Regions from separate parts of the Mus musculus genome. Here region 2 is linked to region 1. Evidence: chromatin loops called from intact Hi-C (ENCODE). Cell type or tissue: left cerebral cortex. All regions are shown on one strand.

The links. Hi-C counts contacts between places; a loop is a spot of excess contacts. Peaks named below come from ENCODE experiments on the same cell type or tissue, not always from the same donor. Only the 100,000 strongest peaks of a DNase experiment are listed, where the experiment ranks them.
Region 2: a loop joins it to region 1, with 2.4 times the contacts of the local background. A loop is called at or near these places in 7 of 42 quality-filtered maps.

What each region holds. Positions count from the first base shown.
Region 1 is chr6:144,811,554-144,819,553 of GRCm38, reverse strand. No RefSeq gene overlaps it. Among named protein-coding and RNA genes, the nearest start is that of Gm32069, 8.4 kb to the right of the region's middle. In left cerebral cortex, a CTCF peak has its summit at 4,495; DNase peaks (open chromatin) are centred at 1,342, 2,022 and 4,501; H3K4me3 peaks cover 235 bases.
Region 2 is chr6:144,505,417-144,513,416 of GRCm38, reverse strand. It overlaps a transcript of Sox5 not described here. Among named protein-coding and RNA genes, the nearest start is that of Sox5os3, 160 kb to the left of the region's middle. In left cerebral cortex, no CTCF peak of the experiment used is centred here; a DNase peak (open chromatin) is centred at 3,086.

The DNA of each region.
Region 1 (8,000 bases):
TGAACTCACGGAGATTCACTTGCCTCTGCCTTCTGAGTGCTGGGATTAAGAAAGTGAGCCAACCTGTGTGGCCTAAACAGGGACCATTCTCACAGGAAAGCTCCATGCTAAAGGAGATCACATGTAATCCAAGCAATCAGTTCCATAATGAGGAAAGCACCTGTGTTCCTATGCATATGCGTGCAATGTACTCAACCTGCACATGTCCTGAAGCAGTGAACATGCACACACGTGTGCACATACACGTAAGACTCTCGTCTTAATGATTAACTCAAAGGGAAGGCCAAACGAAGGTGTGATATTGGTGGTCCCCGTTGTAAGATCTGGTCTCTCTGGAGCGTGCAGCTTCCTCGCACGCCTGGAGCCACACTAGCCGGAGGTTCACACCAGACCACCAGTCAGTTCAGGTTGCAGATTATGAAGAGAGTCCTTGACAGTGCACATATGGTTTGGGCCCACACGAGCTCCTGCCAGCCTCTCCACAGAAACTTATTTCTGCACAAGGTCATTTCTTCTCATCCAGTCATGGCTAACTACTAGGAGTGAGAGTGTATCGTCCAATTGTGAATGACTCCCCAAGCCAGTGAGGCTCACGAGTGGATAATTGCTAGTGTGATATAATTTTATTTAAAGTGCTAAGTTATGATCTTGTTCTCAAAATTCTGTGGCAGTATGAGACACATCTGTAATACTTCCTTCCATTAATGTGCAGGCCTCTTTTCTACATGGCTTATTTATTTTCTTCCTTATTTGTTTACTTTTATATTACTGAGGATTGACACGCAGGTCCTTGCGTATTATAGACAAGTGCTCCACAATGGAACTATGTGCTTAACGGGTTAAAATGGCTACTGTGTGTATGTGCATGCATGTGTGTGCATGCATGCGTGTGCATATTTGCATATATATGATGCACATGGGTATGCACATGCATGTAAGGCCAGAGGTTGACACTGGATATTTTCTTCAATCAGATTACATATCGAGGTGCAGTCTCCCACTTGAATCCAGAGCTCACGGATGCAGCTAATCTAGCTAGCCAGTGTGTTCTGTGGAACCCAGACTCTTAGAGTAAATAAGTTGGCCAGATACTGCCCTCAGTCATCAAGCCCTTGCCCCATCCATTCGCTTACTTAGTGCCACACCTTCTCCTCAGAGATGGGAATTGAGGGAGACCCTGGCTAGCTCTCCCTACCTGACAGAATGTTGATACAGGGGTGGCACCCAGAGCAGAAGACCACACACAGAAAAGGGAAGAGCTTTGCCAGTGCCCATTCCGAGGTTCCACAGTGCTGCCTAAAACGGGCACTGATGCTGCCCACAGATGTCTGGCTTCCACCACAACTGGTGGTTGTGTGCAAAAGCTGCTTCGAAAAGAGGAAGTGGGCACTGGTAACTCAGGATTGCCTAGAGCCCATGCATTAGTTGAACATAAATTTCACTTGGCATTACAAAGCACGGTAGAGGGAATGCTCCTGTGGCAGAAGCCAGGGTCTCCCCAAAAGGTTGTACAACATAGCAAGATGCCTTTGCTCAACAAACCCAAAACTGAACCCCTCGTTTCCCCTTTCAAACCCATTGTCTATTTTTATAAATATGCTGGAGGTCAAGCTAGAAAGCTCAGCACCCCCTTTGACTCTACACCCCAGCCATCCTTCTCACTTCCCACATTACACAGTCAGCCATGTTTCTTCTAGCTTTTTAGAACCCCTTCTAAGTTTCATGTCAGTTGACCTCATACATTACCAGCAGCCCCGTCCCTTCTCCTCTCCTGACCATCCTGAACCTCCTCACCACAGCACTGTTCTGAGCATAGGCTCTGATTGTGCAACTCCAGAACAGCAGTTTTAACCTGTGTGACAGACTGTTGACCTTGCTGCCCCTCACACAGCGTCTGAACGCATCTCTTGCTGCTAAGTTTGCACTCCACCTCCTTTTGCTTCCTTATTTGCAGGCACTCATTTTAAGGCTTGTTCAGTGCAAATGGCTCAGCCACTTCCCTTAGTCACGCTTCATTGTCTGCTTCCATATGTCTGTGCATAATGGCTTTATCCGCACACAGAGCTGGGGGTGGAGCCTTGACATCCTTTCTCAACATTCCTGCAGCTTCTCTGAGGCCACCTTCCTACTTTACCATGAATATTTATAGTATCTAACTCCCCATCTCTACAGGACAGTCTTAAGGACTGAGGAATGGGTACTTGAGGCCACTTTGCTTTTACCAATTCTGTGATAGAAGAAGGGTGCACTGTCATTTTGCAGATAAAGAAACAGGCAAAGCCAGGCATGGTGCCAAATGTCCATAATCTCAGCACTAGGGAGGCAAAAGCAGAGGATTTCTATGAGTTCAAGACTGGCCTGTAAGCCCAAACTACAGGATGAAATCTGCTCTCAGCAACCCAACCCATTACGACCCAACCCAAACCCAACCCAACCCAAATCAACCCAATTCAACCCAAACCTAAGCCAACCCAACCCAAATCAATCCAATCCAACCCAGCCCAAACCCAACACAACCTAACTCAACCCAACCCAATCCAACCCAGCCCAACCCAACCCAACCCAACCCAACCCCAACTTAACTTAACTCAACCCAACCCAAAGGTGGAAGTAAATGTAAGTGTCTTATGAGCTGAGAAACAATGATAGCAGTGTACAATACCATCTACTTATGCTGCTATTTAATCTTTTATTTCATGCAACCTCATCAGTCTTTCTTACCATCTACATCCTAAGTGCGCTTAAAGTGTGTATGTGACTTGGGGATGTCTTTACTGCAAGCCCTTTTCATGATATCTGATAAAGGTCTTCATTGCTTTGTAAGTGTTTTCAGACTTACATGGATATTACAGCTTATGTGGTGGGCAACTGACAGTTTTACTTTTCCTAAGAGTGTTTTCAAATCTCCCCCTCTTACATCTGTCTATTGAATAGATGTGAAAATAAATAGAATAACATGAAAATTTATTACAGGAAGGAGAAAAGCCCTCATTTTATGAGACACCTCAGGATATGTGTGGGTGTATATATATATATATTTCCACCATAGGAATGGGTTGAATTAGGTTGAGTTGGTTTTGGTTGGGTTGGGTTGTTAAGAACAGATTTCATCCTGTAATTTGGGCTTACTTCATACTTGCTATGTCCAGGCCATCTTGAAGTCACAGAATTCTCCTGCTTTAGCCTCCTTACTGGGATTATATATACAACACCTATCTATCTATCTATCTATCTATCTATCTATCTATCTATCTATCTATCTATCTTCTCTCTCTCTCTCTCTCTCTCTCTCTCTCACACACACACACACACACACACACACACACACACACACAGAGAGAGAGAGAGAGAGAGAGAGAGAGAGAGAGAGAGAGAGAGAGATTTCTCCTGTTTTTCTTTATTTCAAAATATAGTTAAACACATGTAATCAGACATAAATAATTCTGGGAATGAAGTCAGGTGTTCTGCAAAAGCAGTGCACCTTCTTAGTTCTCATGCCACCCTCAGTCCCTCAAATATATTTACATGGGTCAATCAAACCTCACCCGATGAAGGTGAAGATATCAAGGGCTATCCAGAGCCATCTCCAGCATCCTTTAACTTGTTTGTCAGCAATATGGCACTGAGGACTCCAGCACCTCCTTACTGAGAAGTAGAGTAGACAAGATAATGAAGGACAGACAGTCATGGGATGCTGGCAAGGAGAACTTGGCTTTTAAAGCTCAAAGAGAGAAAGTAAAACTAGTTTATACTGGAGTGGGTGTTTGTTTATTCTACTTATCGGAAGTTAGAGCCGACCGTCATGCCCAGTGAGTGACCTTAAATCTCCATAGTTGAGTAGAAGTTAATGGACCATTTGCTGATAAATGTTTCCCAGAGAATAAGCCAGCTCCCCAGTTGGTGTGTGCGTGTGTGTGTGTGTGTGTGTGTGTGTGTGTGTGTGTGTGACATATTTTATGTTATCTAACTAAAAATAAATCTTTCTTTCGTAGGAAACTGTAAACAATGCCTCTAAACAACTCTTTATATAAATGAAAAGTCTAGAAGCTAATGGCTAGTTCATTTAATTCAACAACAAAATATATTTTAGCATACCTAATGATTACAAATTTCTAGTATAGAAAGTGGGAGTGTGATGTCTCTCTATTTTGCGTGCGGGTGCACGAGCATGGACACACACACACACACACACACACACACACACACACACAGGAACAATTGGGGTTGGTATCCACACACTGCTTCCCAGTATTTTCACTGTGAAGCAGGAAGTCTGTTCAGGATTATTTCCATTATTGCACTGTGTTAACATCCAAGTTCTGTTCTACATCTTAATAGAACAAACATGTGGGACACAGTCCTCACTCTGAGACAATATGTTCTAAGTGAGAGCAGCGATGGGAGGAAATTAACCCATCAGCCGCTTAAGAGAGCCTGAAGGCTGTGGGAAACCCAGTGGGCCTTTCAAGCTCCTGGCTTTCACCCGTTTTCCCTTTATCCACTAGAGGGGGTGATGCACCTCCATCATAAAGGCCGTGGAATTATCCAGAGGGAGTGGATTTAAACACACACGGTGCCTTTGTTTATTTTGAAACCAGGTTAATTAAATAACAGAATGCAGCGGATGCCAAAATCATCATTGAAAATCACTTTGAAAATATCGGTGACACAAAGACAAGTGTTTATTGTTCTTAAGCTACAGTTGTGAGAAGATGAGTAATTTTGTTTTAGCGGGGAGAGGATAATTTACATAAAGTCAACCTCTTTACAGCCATTCCATAAAGAACTGTGCACTTTTTTATGTGATTAATTTCAGTTTATTAAAGTTGATGATAAGTTGTCTGATTTGTTCAGTGAAGAGACAAATTGTCCCCTTATCTCCTTAAAGATCCATTTAAGATATCATGGGAGAATTAAGTAGATTTATAGTTGTGTATAATAGGTATCATACATAAATGATTATGTATAATATGACACGGTTGGGTAGTGATACAAGCTATGAGACTCTTGAAGTTGCTACCACATGTACAGAACCATTTTCATACATACAGAAGTGTACCTGTTCCTCTTTATCAGAGTATAAATTTCAACAAATTCCAAATCAATGAGACAATCATTTTCCTTTTCAACCTTTCCCCAAAAAAGCTTGAATTTCAGAATAGCCAATCACATTGTGCTTGTTAGAAGATGATCATAATAATTGGTTAGAAATAGCCAGCTGAAATATTAATGACACTTCATAATTGTAATTAACTATTAGGTCGATTCTTTTGGATATTTCTATGAATAAAAAGAAGCCAGATCAAAACTCAGAACAATTTTTCAGTAGAAGAGAAGAGATTGTAACTTTTAAAGAGAAAGTCTGTAGTACCCGCTGTACCACATCATCCAGATTTTTGTTTTTCTACAGTCAAATGCAACCCCCTTGAATGGTTGCCACAGAGGCTTGGCAGGGTGAGTAAGCACTGGGCATTCGGTTTAAGCTTTAAAGACTGTGATGCTCTGAATTCTTGCAGGGATGCTGACCTGACAGGCCGGGGTAGGGTCCCTGCATGGGGATGGATGCCTTCAAAGATCTTTTATTGACTAATCTGCATCTTTCATTGACCATCCATTGCTGCACACTCCCCAAGGGGTTAGTTGTACCTGACTAGAATTTTGTCTTTGATTTTGACCCCTGGAAGGCACAGGGCTGTAAAGTGACAGGGGCAGAAGAAGGAAAGGATGGTGAGCAATTGTGACTCTACAAGAAAGCCATCTGCCGTACGAGTGGATGTGAAGCCCTTGACCACCTAAGTTTGATCGCGAATTCCATATCACAGAGCAAACAAACATGGCTATGAAGCCCTGCATTGTTTCTCAGTAATTTGTGCTGCCTGGAGACCTTCCAAACACAGCTCACAAAGGCTTGTAGAGCGGACTTACAGCCTCATGGAAAAAAATTTTTGCTATAGACAAAACAAATATTTACAAACAATAATTCTAAATAGCCCAAAGCCCTATAAATAACCGTCATGTTTTCCTAAACATATTACCATGCAAATGCAGTTATTTAAATCCCAGCAATATGTTTGTCTCCTATATACATTAGGACAAATTAAAGGTCACATCTCCAGTGGAGTTTTTATAATAATCAAGGAATTGAATTATATGCACACAAAAGGAATTAGATGCTTGCACCCAAATGTGTGTCACGTATAATTGATTTTACTATAAGTAGAATCGTCCGCACATTACAGCTATTATCTTACAACATGTTGTCTAAATGATGTAAGAACAGTGTAACACCTAATACAATCTACCTTTCTTCTCCTAGGATATTTTTTTTCATTCAGTTTTCAGAGGAAACCCCATAACAACAGATGCCAGAGAGGCTTCATTTACAGGGTAGCAGGAGGAACTCGCAAGTCAAATCAAATGCAGTAGCATATTCTGCTAAATTAAGGAAGTCTTGAGCTGGAGATTCACAGATGAGAGTGGCCCAGTTCTGCCTAAAAGAAGCTTAATGGAGAGAGAGAGAGAGAGAGAGAGGGAGAGAGAGAGAGAGAATGCAAGTAAGCACGTGTGTGTGTGTATGTGTGTGTGTGTGTTATACACAAACACATAGGGACACTGACAAGTATGTGTGTGTTAAAAAAAAAAGAGGAGAAACAAGATTCATTGAAAACTCAGAAGCAGGGACTGGAGAGATGGCTCAGCAGTTAAGAGTACTGATTGCTCTTCCAAAGGTCCTGAGTTTAATTCCCGGAAACCACATGGTAGCTCACAACCATCTGCAATGTGTCTGAAGACAACTACAGTGTGTTCAGATACATTAAATAAATAAATAAATAAATAAATAAATAAATAAATAAATCTTTAAAAAAAAAAGAAAACTCAGAAGTAATGCTAGAATTAGTTATTTCATTACTTTCACCAAATCTGACATGCTCACTCTGCAGATATATCATCCCTTCCCCAAAGAGTAGATGTCCCAAAATATTATTTAAAATTACCCAGAATAACAAGGGGCACTCTGATTCACTTATGTGGACTTAACATATCTTAGGACTTAAAGAAGAAAGGTGTGTGGTGTCAATACCAAACTTCCAGAGGAAGGAGTCAACGGTGGGAGAATTCCATTCATTAAAAAATACCCTAGAAACAAACCTGATCAAGGAGGGGAAAGATCTGCCTGATGAAAACTTTAAAAGATATCGAAGAGAGACATTGCTGAAGACACAAGAGAAGAGGACCTCCACTCCTTCCGGATTGACCGAACAGCGGATAGGAAATGAATCCATATTACCAAAAGTGTTCTATAGATGCAACACAATCCATATCAAAATCCCAAAGATAGTCTTCACAGAACTAGAAAAAGCAATCTAAAGTTCATTTGGAGACAGATAACCAAATATTCATGGGCACAAATATCAGTGGTAGAGCTGTCACAGCCCTGATTTCAACATGCACCAAGGAGCTGTAACAGCACCAAGAAATGTATGGTACTGTTACAAAACCAGATAAACAGAAGCAAGAACTCAGAAAAAAACCTACACAGACATCGAAAATGGATTTTTCCCTTTTTTTTATTGGATATTTTCTTTACTTACATTTCAAATATTTTCCCCTTTCCAGGTCTCCTCTTCGGAAACCCCCTATCCCACCCCCCTCCCCTGCCTCTATGAGGGTGCTCCCCTACCCACCCATCCATGACCCTCTTCCCGCTCTGGCATTCCCCTACACTGCAGCATTGAACACTCTCAGGCTCAAGGGCCTGTCCTCCCACTGATGTTCAACAAGACCATCCTCTGCCACATGTGTGGCTGGAGCCATGGGTCTTTCCATGTGTACTCTTTGGGACAACTGACTTTTATTTATTTTTTATATGAGTACATTGTTGTTGTCTTCAGACATACTAGACGAGGGCATCAGATCTCATTACAGATGGTTGTGAGCCACCATGTGGTTGCTGGGAATTGAACTCAGGACCTCTGGAAGAGCAGTCAGTGCTCTTAACC
Region 2 (8,000 bases), 310 kb after region 1:
ATTTCAAAAGTATCTGTAGGTATTAGAACTTATGATAAAAACAAACAAAGACAAAAACAAACAAAAACATATACTTAACTGTTCTGGCGTGCATGTATAGATAAAATATTGTCTTGCATAAACAACTTATTTATCGTGTTGTCTGTGAAGGGATTTTCCCCCTAGGTTAAACTGATACAGTTTGTTGAAGTTTCTTAGATAGTCCTAGTAGATGATAAGCTCCCAGATCAGGTACAGAGTGATATTCTCCTCATAGAAAGAGCGGCAGCCGGAGTATTAGCAAGCCTACCCCAGTTCTCCTATCACAAGTAAAATAGTCAGAATTTACCCTCAGAGGCTGAGAAACACAGACTGGGAGCTGAGCCTTCTCTATTGGACCAGAGTGCAGCCACACTGTGCTTCTGATCCAGCCTGCCCTGCCCGGTGCTGTCGAGAGGGAGGCTTGACAGTATCCTGCAGCTTTAGCTGCACACCTGCCCTTGGAGAGACAGCCCGGAAGAAAGCACACGTACCGCTTCTCCTCCAGAGTATCAGGACCTAGAAAAGCGAAACAAAACCCGTCTAGCCACACAGACATTTGTATCTCTTTCAAGTGAGCTTGTAGCTTTCCTACGACCCTTAGAGAGATAATTAACTAGGTTTCAAATCCCAGAACCTTTATTCAGGAACTGGCCAGTCTCCACACTGAGCAGGCCCCACAGAGAGAGACCCTGGGAGATACAGGCCCCTCAGAGCCCCACAGAGGCAGATGGATGTGTGCCAGGGTAGCTGCCAACAGTCAGGGCTTATCTTTGCTTGGGATTAGGACTGGTATGAAGAAAAAGAGGGTAGCCTGGGCTCCATCTGCAGGGAACAGATGAGTACACAGCTTTACCGCAGCAAGGGCAAGGGCAACAATAGCTTTCTCTGGGAAGAAGGCGCAGTTAATTATGAGTCTTCTCACTAACAGTGTGTCAGCGGAACCCGAAATATACTGTTAAGGATGGGGTTGCACTGCTGTAGAGTTTTTGATGGCTACTCTACATAGCAGAAGGTTGGAGGTCACTCTTTCCTCAAAGATAAATTTCCATTTCCATTTCATGTTGTTGGCATGGATGATTCTGGCCATCCCCGCTTGCTTGCTTGCTTTATTTTTTAACATTCTTCTCTGCAAAGGGTGGATAAATACCATGACGAGTGATTTCATGATCCATTTATCTCAGTAATGGTGACCTCTGTCACTTGAACCACAGCTCAGTGTATCCTCGAACTGCAAAGAGGAGGCATGGGGTGTTGAGTGGAATTAGCAAGGAGGCACGAGCTGATCGCCTTGTGCCAAGGCAGTCATTAGCACCCTGGAAATGCCACACTCCGAAAGCATTACTATGATTATGTAACAAAAGTAAGAGTCAAAACCAGATGGCCTAAATAAAAGCATTGTCTGTCTAGGGTTTCTGCGCTGCAACCCTTCCTACAATTTTGGAGAGTGCTTTGTTGCAGGAGCTGTGTCCTGCGGATGTTGTGAAGCATGCCCTACTTAGGGTGTTCACATTCTGAGACCTGCCTGCTCCTTATATATAAGGCTGCTGTTAGAGGGGTCTGGAGAGGGGGCTTAGCCTTTAAGAGTGCTAACTGCTCTTCCAGAGGGCCCAGGTTCAATTCCCAGCATCTACATGGCAGCTTTCAACTGCCTGTAACTTACACATGTGATGCACTGATACATTTTATTATATATATATGAAGGTAAAGCACATAAAACTAATTAATTAATTTAAAAAGACTGCTGTTAGATATAACCTACCATTCCCCAGTGAGCCTAAAATCATGTTCAGTTGTCCAGTGCTTTCCTAAATTCCATGTTAGAAGTCTGTAAAGAGCTGGGCAGTGGCGGCGCACGCCTTTAATCCCAGCACTTGGGAGGCAGAGGCAGGCGGATTTTTGAGTTGGAGGCCAGCCTGGTCTACAGAGTGAGTTCCAGGACAACCAGGACTACACAGAGAAATGCTGTCTCAAACCCCCCCCCCCCCAAATGAAGCCTATAAAGTAGTCATGCTAGCATTAGGACCTATCAAAAAGCCAGGCTCGACAATATAATCCCAGAGCTAAATCAACAGACACAGGTGGATCCCTAGAGCTCAGCAGAGGATTCGGTGAGAGACTCTGTCTCAAAGAAAACAGGGAGCAGTAGAGGAAGATACCCAACATCTGTTCCTGGCTTGCACACACACGCACTCACGTGCACACACATTCAAACACACACACACACACACACACACACACATTCTCTCTCTCAACCATGTATGTACACAAGTGCACACACAAAGTACCACACACATGTACACACATGCATGCACATGCGTACGCACTCACACAAAAACTCATAACACTCTCACAACACTAATACACACTCACACACAGACAGATGCACACACACTTACTCTCTCACACACACTGACAATATGTGCATGCGTGCAAATGCACATGAACACTCACACACTACAGCACATGAGCATACAGTCACTCACACACACACACACACACACACACACACACACACACACACACACCAAACACACACACACACACACACACACACACACGTAGAGAAACAGTATTCCATCTATGAGGGAGGAAGCACTGACTGTAACATAACTCCGATAATCATACTTATCTAGAAGGAAGCTGCTTCTTGTTCCATGCTGTAAGGGATTTCAGATTCCCCTTCTTGCCAGTTCTCTCCTTCTGTGTGTGATTGGTCGCTGAGTACAGGGAGCAGAAGAGGTGACCAGGGATCAGGTCTTCATCCTCTCTATGAGTTTGTCTTTAAATTGGGAGGAGAGGGGTGGAGTCTGCCGAAGCTGAAATAAAGGCTGAGAGTAAGACTAGTGTCGTCTCTGAGGAATCCTAAAGGCCTGAAGAGTATTTAGACAATGGCAAAACACAGAAAATGATTTTATTTTGAGAATGTCTTGAAAACTTTAGAGCACTCTTTGAAATAACTGGAGGAAGCCCAGGGTGTTTCATACACAGATCTGAGGTCACCTTTTTTGGAGCTGGCTTGCTTGTGCTCTTGGTTGGCAAGTGTGGAGTCGCTAGTCACCTTGACAGACGGAGTGGAGGAGAGGCACTGCTCTTGGCAGCGTAGGAGCATCACACCCTCCTCGAAACACACAAGTACTTTGTTCATATTTTCACAGTCTCCAAGCAGTAACTATGCGCTGAAAACTGACATTCCTAAAAGGGAGGAAAAGTTAGTGACACGTATTCAATCTGAACACTGCTTCTTTAATTGTGTCTGGCTTATTTGAAGATGCTGTGTCTTCTTCTAAAGATACTTGGTGAGTTGTATCATTTCTTCCTATAGGTAAAAAGAAGTGACCACCTTCCCTCCATCCAAAGTTATCATCTTTGTGGAAATGTGTGTGAGATAGCATGTGCACATGTGTGTGTGTGTGTGTGTGTGTGCATGAGTGGATGCAAGTACATGCATGAAAGTGCACGCATATGAGTGTGTGTTTGTGCATGTGTGAGTGAACACATGTGAGTGTGCATTTGTGCATGTGTGAGTGAACACATGTGAGTGTGCATTTGTGCATGTGTGAGTGAACACATGTGAGTGTGCATTTGTGCATGTGTGAGTGAACACATGTAAATGTGTGTTTGTGTGTACGTGAACACATGTGAGTGTGCATTTGTGCATGTGTGAGTGATCACATGTGAGTGTGCATTTGTGTGTGTATAAGTGAACACATGTGAGTGTGTGTTTGTGTATGTGTGAGTGCACACATATGAGTACAGGTTGTCAATGGGCAGAAGACAACCTCAAGTATTTTTCTGTAAGTGCTGTTTATCCATTTTGCGCTGTTTTGTTTTTGTTGCGATGGTCAGTCTCTCACTGGCCTGGCACTTGCTAAGTAGACTGGTCTGACTGTTCAGTGAGCCTAGAGACGTCCTGTTCCTGTCCCCAGTGCACACAGCACACTCAGCAGGTAGCTTCCTGGCTATGACAATATAGATATCAATAGAAGAACATCCAGCTAGGACAGATGGTAAATGGTGGGCAACCCATAGCCTCCCATTTGTGGGGGGCCTATCTCCACCTCTAGGCCACATGGCCCTGCCTATACTCTGTTTCAGCCTAACTTTACTCTGAGTATGTCTGAATGACTTTCAATGACTCAAAATTGAGGAAACTGAGAGTTTGATCGATTAAGAGATTTTTGTCAAAGACAGTTAGGCGGCACAGAAATTAATAAGGGGCAAGTGACCGACCGTGTGTGAGCTCAGAGTCCCTTGCCTCAGCTCTGAACCATTAGCCTTAGCTCAGACAACGGCATGGTTGATGACTGTGTAGTTTGCAATCACTGAAATCCACATCTCTGTCAAACAGTAGTGTCTGGGGAAATGGTGTGAACGGTAAACTGCTTGTGTAAGTATGAGGAACGGAGTTCACTCCACAGAAGCCACAGTTGTCACCCCAACAATGTGGGTGGGAAGGCAGATGCACTGGTAAATAGATGCACTGGGTCTCAGGCTGGCCAGTCTAGCCTACCTCGTGAGAACCTACCAGTGAGAGGAAAAACACAAGTAAATGGTCTGAGGAAAGACCAGATTGTCTTCTGCCATCCACCCATGCCCATACATAGGCTCACAGTTAAGCAAGCCACTATAAATGTGCCTAAACACATACATGCATATACTCACACACACCTAAACCTAGTCTGGTATTCAACATTCATCAGCAGCTGTAATTACCAACTCCAGGTCCCACACTCTGCAAATGTACTTAAACACAGATACTCACACACACTAATGATGGCGACTGCAATGACGATGATGACAATGAATTTAATTTTTACTTTATTTTATGCGTATAGGTGTTTTGCCTGTGTATAATATGTGCACAGTGCCCACAGAGACCAAAATAGACAGACAGTTAGATCCCTTGGAATTAGAGTTATAAACGGTTGTGAGCTACCACGTTGGTGCTGGGAATTGAACCCAGGTCCTCTAGAAAAGCAGCCAGTGCTCTTAACCATAGAAATGTCTCTCTACCCACTTAAAAATTATTTTTTAATTAGCTCTCAAATTATCCTTTAAGTAAATCTTCTCTTTTGTCTTTGATATTTCTATAGAAATGCTTTATATCAAAGCAGGTTAAAGTTCTGGCTTGTGAAGTTAGGTCATTTCCACCTCAAGACCTTTATATATTTTAAAATTTCTCTATGGATCATAACTCAAATTTGGTAAGTTTGTCTTCACCTGGTAATATTATTCTTGCATAATTATTCAAGTGTTTTAGATAATATAAAGCCATAAATATTACTTTTATCCTTTTCTATTAATTATTAAGCACAGGCCTGATCCAGGGACTTTTAATCTATAGTTTTAATTCATTAACACATACATTTTCAAAATGTAATTTTATAAGAGCCACAGGCTATCCATCATCTATCACCTTTATGGTGTGTGTGTGTGTGTGTGTGTGTGTGTGTGTGTTGGTATGTTGTTGTCTCATAAAATTAGAAGGATGTGTTTTATTAGGATAAAGAAATGTGCACAGATTAGACACATCTTGTCTAAGACTGAAACTTGTCTGCCTCCTCCCTCCTCCTGGAAATAGCCTAGGGTAGTTTGTATGAACTTGGGCGCCACAGCAGAATTTCTGGAGACATGGACTAATCAGTACAAAGGACAAATCATTGAACAGATCAATACAAAGGGAAAAATCCTCGACACAGCTGACAAAGAATGTGGAATAAGATCACTGTGTGTGATGTAGGATACTTTGCTATGGAAGCATTTTGGTGGCCATGAATAGGAGCATGGCTCACTGGGTCAGCATGCTGTGGGCAGGGTTCCCTATGACAATGTGACCTATTCCCAGAGGAGCTATGAATAAAGTATCCAGTGATGGTCTGACATGGGATGATAAGAAGTTCAATGGCACCATTCTGTTTGCTCTGTGTATCACTAAGGAACCACTGTCAATTGGCAGTAGTGCATTGTAAGACAGCAGCCTGAGGCCAGGACCAGAAAGATATCTCCAGCTCTTAAAATCCTACCAGGAAGAAACAGGAGTCTCCAGTCCCTAGAGAGAAGGTGGCACAATTGTGGGTCCAACTGGCAGGAGAGAGACCCTGAGATGCCTGAGGCTGGGCAGAGAGGGGAGAGACTATGACATAACAAGTCCATAGATGTTGTAAATTGAAGAGGTTTCATGGGTGTTTTTGTTGTCTTGTCCTCTCTAGTTTTGAATATATTTGTAATTTTCTGTTGCTTGTTTTTAAAGAGACATAATTCTATAGCAGAGACCTACCTATACTTGTGTGTATACTTTTATACCTTAATCTATTCTGATTTTCCATTGCTCCATTGTTTTCTGAATCACTAGGACATTCTTGATATGAACATGAGATTGGGGACAGGTGTGTAGCTCCGTGGTTGAACCCGTTCTCAGTATGCATCAGACTCCCCAGCAAGGGGGGGGCGGTGCTGATAGTGAAGGAATGGGGAAAGAACTGGGAGGGTAAATACAAGAAGAGGGTTAAGCTACAGCACTTTGGGTAGTGAAGCAGGCTTGCCTCACACCTCCCATTTACTTCTGGCCTAAGTTTGGATGAAGTTCCCTTCAGTTAGGATGGTCATCATTTTAGTATAGAATCTTTACCTTGCACAGAGAGTGAGAGATGGGCCAGGGAGTAGCTGTCACAGAAACCTCATCCTATGATGGGAGGTTGGCAATGAGTCCATGTTTGTCCGTATCAGATAAGTCATATTCGAACTTCTGTACATGCAACTCTGAGGACCAAGTGAAGAGGATATATGGAGCAGGAAGACACTTGTGCTGGCAAGTTTCTGTCATTCTGACACAGGCTAGAGTTATCTGACTGGAGGGAACCTCAATTGAGAAAATGCCTCCATAACACTCTACCATAGGGCATTTTCTCAGTTAGCAACTGATGGGGAGAGCCCCACCCATTGTAGGTGGTGCCATTTCTGGGCTAGTGGTCCTAGGTTCTATAAGAAAGTAGGCTGAGCAAGTCATGATGACCAAGCCAGTAAGCAGCACCTCTTCATGGCCTCTGCATCACCTGCTGCCTTCAGGTTCTTGCCCTGATTGAGTTCCTGTCCTGGCTTCCTTCAGTGATGGACTACAATGTGGAAGTATAAACTGAATAAACTCTTTTCTTCCCAACTTGCCTTTTGGCCATGGTTTGTTTTTTGTTTGTTTGTTTTGTTTTGTTGTTTGTTTGTTTGTTTGTTTGTTTGTTTCAGAGCAACAGAAACCCTAACTGAAATAACACTAGAAACTAAATCAACTAAGAAAAAAAAAAGATTAGTTTAGTGTTGGAAAGAATACTTCCATAATTGAGTAAACTGTCAAGTCCTTTGGGACCTTAATGTATGTTCGTATATGTGATACGCTCTGTGCTCTCTCTAGGGGGCTGTCTTTTCCTTACTTATATGAAATCATTGCATTATCAATATCCTTATCAGTATTTCTTTGGGTGTGTATAAAGGTGTATGGAAGTAAGAGGGCACATCAACTGTTGATTCTCAGACCTCTTTCTCTCTCTCTCTCTCTCTCTCCCTATTTATTTATAATTTGAGACTGCATCATTTTTTTTTTAATGGTCTGGAACTTGCCAAATAGTTCAGATAGGCTGGCCAGGGCCAAGACAACCCAGCATGTGGAATTATGCTCATGTACTACCATGCCCAGCTTTTTATCTGGGCTCTATAGATTAAAACCATGTCCTGGAGCTTGCAAGGAAAGTGCTTACTGACTGAGCCACCTCGCCAGCCCCAATGCCATTGGCTTCCTATCACTGATAGCATCAGGGAGGAAATACTTCTACAAGCTCCATGGCCTTCTCTATGAAGATAAAGCTTCCAGGATCCTTATCCTGCTCCAAGCAAGACCCAGTTCCCCTAGCACTGCCTTTAGATTTGCATGTGGGCTCAAAACAATTTCCCAGTCTGTGACGAAGCCTCCTTAATCCTGTGAGACAGTAGAA